2 separate regions of the Homo sapiens genome follow, and region 1 is linked to region 2. A link is a loop called in an ENCODE intact Hi-C map of the cell type or tissue named here. Cell type or tissue: mammary epithelial cell. All regions are shown on one strand. Each heading gives the region's core, and the rest is flanking DNA. Links, peaks and the distances in the headings are about the cores only. Region 1 overlaps RUNX1 (RUNX family transcription factor 1). Region 2 has its middle 18 kb from the start of LINC01436.

The links. A loop is a pair of places that touch in the nucleus more often than their neighbours do. Peaks named below come from ENCODE experiments on the same cell type or tissue, not always from the same donor. Only the 100,000 strongest peaks of a DNase experiment are listed, where the experiment ranks them.
Region 1: a loop joins it to region 2, with 13 times the contacts of the local background. A loop is called at or near these places in 14 of 110 quality-filtered maps.

The regions. Positions count from the first base shown.
Region 1 is chr21:34,883,700-34,886,612 of GRCh38, forward strand. All of the region lies in intron 4 of RUNX1 (RUNX family transcription factor 1), which reads right to left. RUNX1-AS1 (RUNX1 antisense RNA 1) reads left to right here. Exons shown (of 2, transcript NR_186614.1): 2 at 1-1,353. Among named protein-coding and RNA genes, the nearest start is that of RUNX1-AS1, 49 kb to the left of the region's middle. RefSeq lists an enhancer at 2,155-2,913. In mammary epithelial cell, for the core only: no CTCF peak of the experiment used is centred there; no DNase peak of the experiment used is centred there; H3K4me3 peaks cover 2,500 bases; H3K27ac peaks cover 2,500 bases.
Region 2 is chr21:36,022,164-36,025,076 of GRCh38, forward strand. No RefSeq gene overlaps it. Among named protein-coding and RNA genes, the nearest start is that of LINC01436, 18 kb to the left of the region's middle. In mammary epithelial cell, for the core only: no CTCF peak of the experiment used is centred there; a DNase peak (open chromatin) is centred at 1,568; H3K27ac peaks cover 840 bases.

The DNA of each region.
Region 1 (2,913 bases), core at 90-2,589, 1.1 Mb before region 2:
AAATATCAACTCTCTTCTATATTACATGGACCTCCCAATACTGTTCTTGGCTAGCCTGTTCACGGTCCAAACTGGCATTTTAAACCAATTCTAATTAGGTTGAAATTACAGTTACAATTCATTTACTTCAAATCCGTTAACCTTCCAGTGTTGCAAAGAAGGCTGTGGAGTGGAACACAGAATTCAGCTGAGATGATATTTAAGGCATAGCTAGGGACTGTGATCTTGCCGACAAAAATATTACTTATTTCCTTTTTATGAAAAGAATATTACCATCAGAATCCAAGACCTCCGAACTTCCCTGCTGAAGGCACGTTTACGTCTTTGGACTCTGGTGTACCAGGGCCTGAACAAGCTATAACACCATGGTATTACCAAATACATCCTAAGTCATCAAAACAGCTTTTTAGGCTAATTCTGTAAGTACAGCAAAACACACAGCAAACTTAAGGTTTTCTTAGTAGTAAAAAACATGTATCTCTCATACTGTAAAAAATAAAGGTGTTCCATGGGAGGGAAGGAGTAGGGGGAGAACAGGTTGGGGCTCAAAATAAGCAAGTAGGGTTATTGTAATCTATTTTAAAGAAAATTCATAATTTTAAATCTCTCTTTAGTTCAGAAGATTGACGTAGAGGATTTACCTACAGAACTTCAGGAGATTCCTAAGAAGGCCTTCAGTGATCTTTTCATCAATATCATCAGGCCTTATCATTGTTTCACATTTGCTTCTCTTTACCATAGGGAATATAATAATTATTTACTGGTTAACTTCCTAGGGAGATTGCCTGCGGCTTATTTAAGATCCAAATTTTAAAGTAATAATTTCTGTTGAAGCTGCTTGTGAGGTGGTTGGGTGGGCAGATAGAGTGAAGCCAGGGACACACACTAAATGAGCCCGGGATGTAGGCAGGTTTTGATGTTTTGCTTGCTTTTATCCCTAACATTTTATCCCTTCACGTTTACTGTCTCACTGAACATTTTGTCTACTCTTCTAGTTATGCAGTGAGCAGGTCTCCTCCAGGAAGAAGCCTCTTTTTATGAGGATTGGGGTGGTGACAGACAATAATCAAATGGTCTGATTTCTCTGCTATCCTTTCCTTTCCCCTAAATGTTCTCAGGGGATCTGCTTGAACTTTTTTCAAGAGCTCTGTATTTGGATTTTTAGTAGCCTATAGATTATCACTCAATAAAACAAATTAATTGTTTTTAAGTGAATTGCCAAAAGTCATTTTAAAAAGGAAACTCTATGGTTATTATGGTTTCTGCTAGAAAGAATTCTGACAGCTCATAAAAGCAATATGTATAATTTTTCATTTTTTAGAAGAAAATAAATACTTTCATGTAATGGCTTGAGACTCTGAATTGCTCCAATTCCTGAAGATTATTTATTAATCATTTAGTCTTTTAATATATTTGAGTGTGGGTTCCCTGGCAGAGGAGGGAGTTCAGAAGAGACCCTGATTTCCCCCCCAAAAGGAAGCCACAAATCTCTTAGAGCCCTAGTGCATTGGGGCAGCCAGGTTTTAATGGCCTTTGGTGGTTATCAGCCCGTCTTGCCTCTGCTCTTTATCTGATAGTGACCCCATGGCCCAACCCTGTTGGGTCCCCTCTCAATGCGGGTGCCCTAAAGAGTCATCGCTGAGTCCATTTAGGCAAAGGGTTAGAATGATTTAAAAGTAAAATGGTCTCCCAAACCCAAATCTAAGTAAACGGAGGGAGGGAAAAAAGAGTCAAGCAAGCCACCACGTTCCTTCGTTCCTTCTCCTCATTTCCACCCCCACTAAAAAACAAAACAAACAAAAAAAACTGCTTTTAGAAAAGTGAGTGGAAAAAGAGGCCAATCTATAGACACAGCCAACTGCAAATTTCGTTTTGTTTTAGAAATCACAATCTAAGTGTGGAAACTGTATAAAGCTTAAAAATAACCGCAACAATACTTTTTTAAAAAGTGAATATTCGTCGTTGTAATAAGATCAAGACCCAGCTGAGGCTTGGAACTATAAAAAGCTTATATTAAATTAATCTCCCTTTAAAGGGGACAATTATTTAAACTTTTTTTTTAGTAGCTTATCTTTACACTTGGAACCACCTGCCTTGATTCGCCCTTTAAACGAACAGGAAATGACCCGCACTGATTTTACTTAGTCGCATCTTTTCAAACCCACCAAAGACAAAACAGAATCTCCACTGCAGAAATTAAATTCCTACTGCTTGCTGCTAGTGTAGTAGGGTGATTGTTTAGAAACGCCTGGGGTTGTTTTCATACCCCTGTTGAAGGTCAAGGTTTTTAAAGGCAGCTCAAAGCTTTGGGGATGATCAGGGGTGAAAAGTGAAGGGAGATCTTTGGAGCCGCCGCGCTGAAGTCTCCGGCTACGCGCCGCCCCCTCCTCTAGCAGGAAAGCGGGCCGCTGGGACCCCTGGCTCTCCGAAAACAGCCTCGTCACCTTTCGCTACCCCTGGCTTAATCTAGGTGAGCTGATGATAGCATTCAGAACGGTTCCGGGAAAAGAAACAGGATTCGATACTTGCGGCTTCTGGCAGGAGCAGGCTAAAAAGCTCAGAGAACTCTTCAGAAAACTTTTGCAAACTTAACTACGCCCGCTGTGGACTTTGGACATGCTAATTCCTATAGGGCGGTTAGAGAAGGGGAAAAAAAATCCCTGACAGTTTCCCTAGTTAGTTTCTTTTCACTGACTTGAAGGCAGAAAAGTCTTACTATTTTATTTCCTGATCCTTTCATCTGAGGAAGACAAAATGGTTTGGGTGTTAATCCAGCGGTAGGGGCAGCAGTAAGTTAGCAGACGGGCTGTCTCTGCCGGGCTGGGTTATAACTTTTCCTACTTTGTATCAAAGCTAAGGCCCCTGCCAGGGAGGTCCCGACCGGCTCCCAGTGGATATCTTTGGGGACACCCT
Region 2 (2,913 bases), core at 212-2,711:
AATTACAGGCATGCATCACCACAACCAGCTAATTTTTGTATTTTTAGTAGAAATGGGGTTTTGCCATTTTGGCCAGGCTGGTCTCGAACTTCTGACCTCAAGTGATCCACCCAGCTCAGCCTCCCAAAGTGCTGGGATTACAGGCGTGAGCAACCATACCCGGCTTAGGAAAAAAAAAAATTATTTACAAAAATAGAAACTGGCCATAGTTTGCCAACTCCTGGTATAGAGTTTTCTATAACATCAAAGTGGCTCTTGGTATGTGACTGTTCCAGAATTATCCCAGCATAGCAGATATGAGGTGGTACTTCCTATGAGCTCTGCCATCCTCAGTCCCTGGACTGTGTCATTTCCTTTGGGCATGTGCACATACACCCCTGGAACATGGAGGAAGGCATATTAATAGCGGGTAGTATGGATTTAAAAGCCTCAGAACCGTGTCATTGATGCTATGCTCTGTTCCTGGAAGTGAAAATGCACAGAGGAACCAGCTGGTACAGTATGATGACAACAGATTTAGGGTACCCAGTCACCATTCACTGCATGGCCTCAGTCACGTTATCCCTGCTCTCTGGGCCTCAGTTTAATCAGATGATTCTCATTTGCTGGCTATATGATGTCCTGCTCTGGAAAAGCATGTAGCTTAGAAATGAGACTGCATGTGAAGGTATTACACCACCCCCCGTGGATGGCTGCCACCATCCTTAAGCATATTTTCATCCAGAAGAATAAACATCCTTAGAGAAATACACATGAAATGCAAAGCTTGAAGTCATAACTCAATGCATAACAACCTGCAAACCAGTACAGGCTTATGAGCTAGCTAATAAAATAAATCATAGTCATGTTTTTCAAATGACTTTTCATGTGTTGTCATTACTTCTCCGACGTACTGTAAATTAACTGTGAAGTGCTACTTCCTGCAGGGAGGTTTTCTTTCCCCTCCCAAATATAAAGAGGTTGTAAGGCTAAAGAATGCAGACATGCATCATGTCTGCGAAAATCATTTTTTAAAAAGATCAAATGTAATATTTTCTTTCAACATGGACAACTGCTTTGAGATTTTCCATTCAAGCAGCCTTGAACACAGCCTCCAGCGTTTGCCAATTACTCCTGACAAATACCATTTGGGCCTGAGTGATGTTGTAAGTGAAATAAAACAGTGGAAGGAAAAAAACCAGAACATGATAAAAGGAATTTTTTTTGGTCTGCTGAGAACTTACTGTAAGTTATACATTCAGGAGTGAAGGCCCTGCTTCCTGCCAGTGACGGACTCCATGTGAGCTGGAGTTTGAAGGTGACTTTTGTTTGACAGTAATAGGAAGGGAAGACAAAACTCAGTTTTCATGTCCCTTGAAAGGGAGTCAGCCCTTTTTTCTCCCTCATAAAGAGGAAAAAAAAGTATATAAACAAAAGAAGAGAAAAAGAGGCACTAGGCCCTGTTCCCTGTCATTCTGCACAATACGCACTAATGGCTGAAAACAATCCCATGAAATCAGCGTGGCCAGCATGCCCGGGCGGCCAGCAGCCCCACCTGCCTCCGTACCTGAGCTCTGAGCATGTTAGAACCAGCTGAAGGCAACCAAAGCCACAGGAAAGAGAGGGCACAGCCAACTTTCAAAGTGCAGTCATCTGGTCCCACCCCCACCCCCCTACCCCCATCTCTCCTGAAGTTTCCTCCTTTTTTTTTTTTTTTTTGAGACAGAGTCTCCCTCTGTTGTACACGCTGGAGTGCAGTGCTGCAATCTCGGCTCCTGCAACCTCCACCTCCTGGGTTCAAGTGATTCTAGTGCCTCAGCCTCCCGAGTAGCTGGGATTACAGGCACCCACCACCACACTCGACTAATTTTTGTATTTTTAGTAAAGACGGGGTTTCACCATGTTGACCAGGCTGATCTCAAACTCCTGATCTCAAATGATCTGCCCGCCTTGGCCTCCCGAAGTGCTGGGATTACAGGTATGAGCCACCGTGCCTGGCCAAGTTTCCTCCTTTTCTGAGGTTCCTGTCCCAGAATCTATGATGGCCAAGACAAAGCAAAGGTGAAGACTGCTCCCCCTCCACCACTGCCTTTCCCAACATCCTTCTCTGCTTGTTCTTTAAGATTCCAGTGAAACTCAACCTTGACCTCAGTGCTGTGGGGAATCAGAGAGCAGCCAGGGGAAACGACTGGAAAGAGGCTGGGTGGTAACTGGGCACAGTGGCTCATGCCTGTAATCCCAGCATTTTGAGAGACAAAGGTGGGAGGATCACTTGAGGCCTAGAGTTTGAGACCAGTCTGGGCAACATGGTGAGACCCCCGTCTCTACAAAATATTTTTAGAATTAGCCAGGTGTGGTGGTGCGTGCCTGTAGTTCCAACTGCTCAGGAGACGGAGGCAGGATGGTTGCTTGAGCTCACGAATTTGAGGCTGCAGTGAGCCATGATTGGCCGTTGCACTCCAGCCTGGGCAAAAGAGCAGGACCCTGTCTCTCAAGGCTGAGAGGGTACCAAGTGCCCACATGGTATCCAGCAGACCAGGACCCAGAGCTGGTCTGTCTATACCAGCCACGAACCTTGGACAAGGAAGGGACTTTGCTAGCTAATAAAAATAAGCTGGACTGACTGACTGAGCTGGACTTTCCCCATCTGTTGGGGGAGACTATTGTAGCCACTGAGGATGAAACTGATTCAGGGCTGGCAGCCTGTCGTACTGTGCTGGCACCTGGAAATGCTAAGTCAATGCCACGGTCCAGTCTGAACATCCTGGGACCCCTCCACTCAGGGTGCACCAGTCCTAATGCACCTGTGGAGCTCGGCGATTTTGTAACCACACTGCTGCACTGGGATCTATTTTTCCCGGTGAATGAAAAACTCACAAATGTGAGTGATTTAGGCTGGAGGTCCGCAGCCCCACGGCGCAGAGGCTCCCCAGC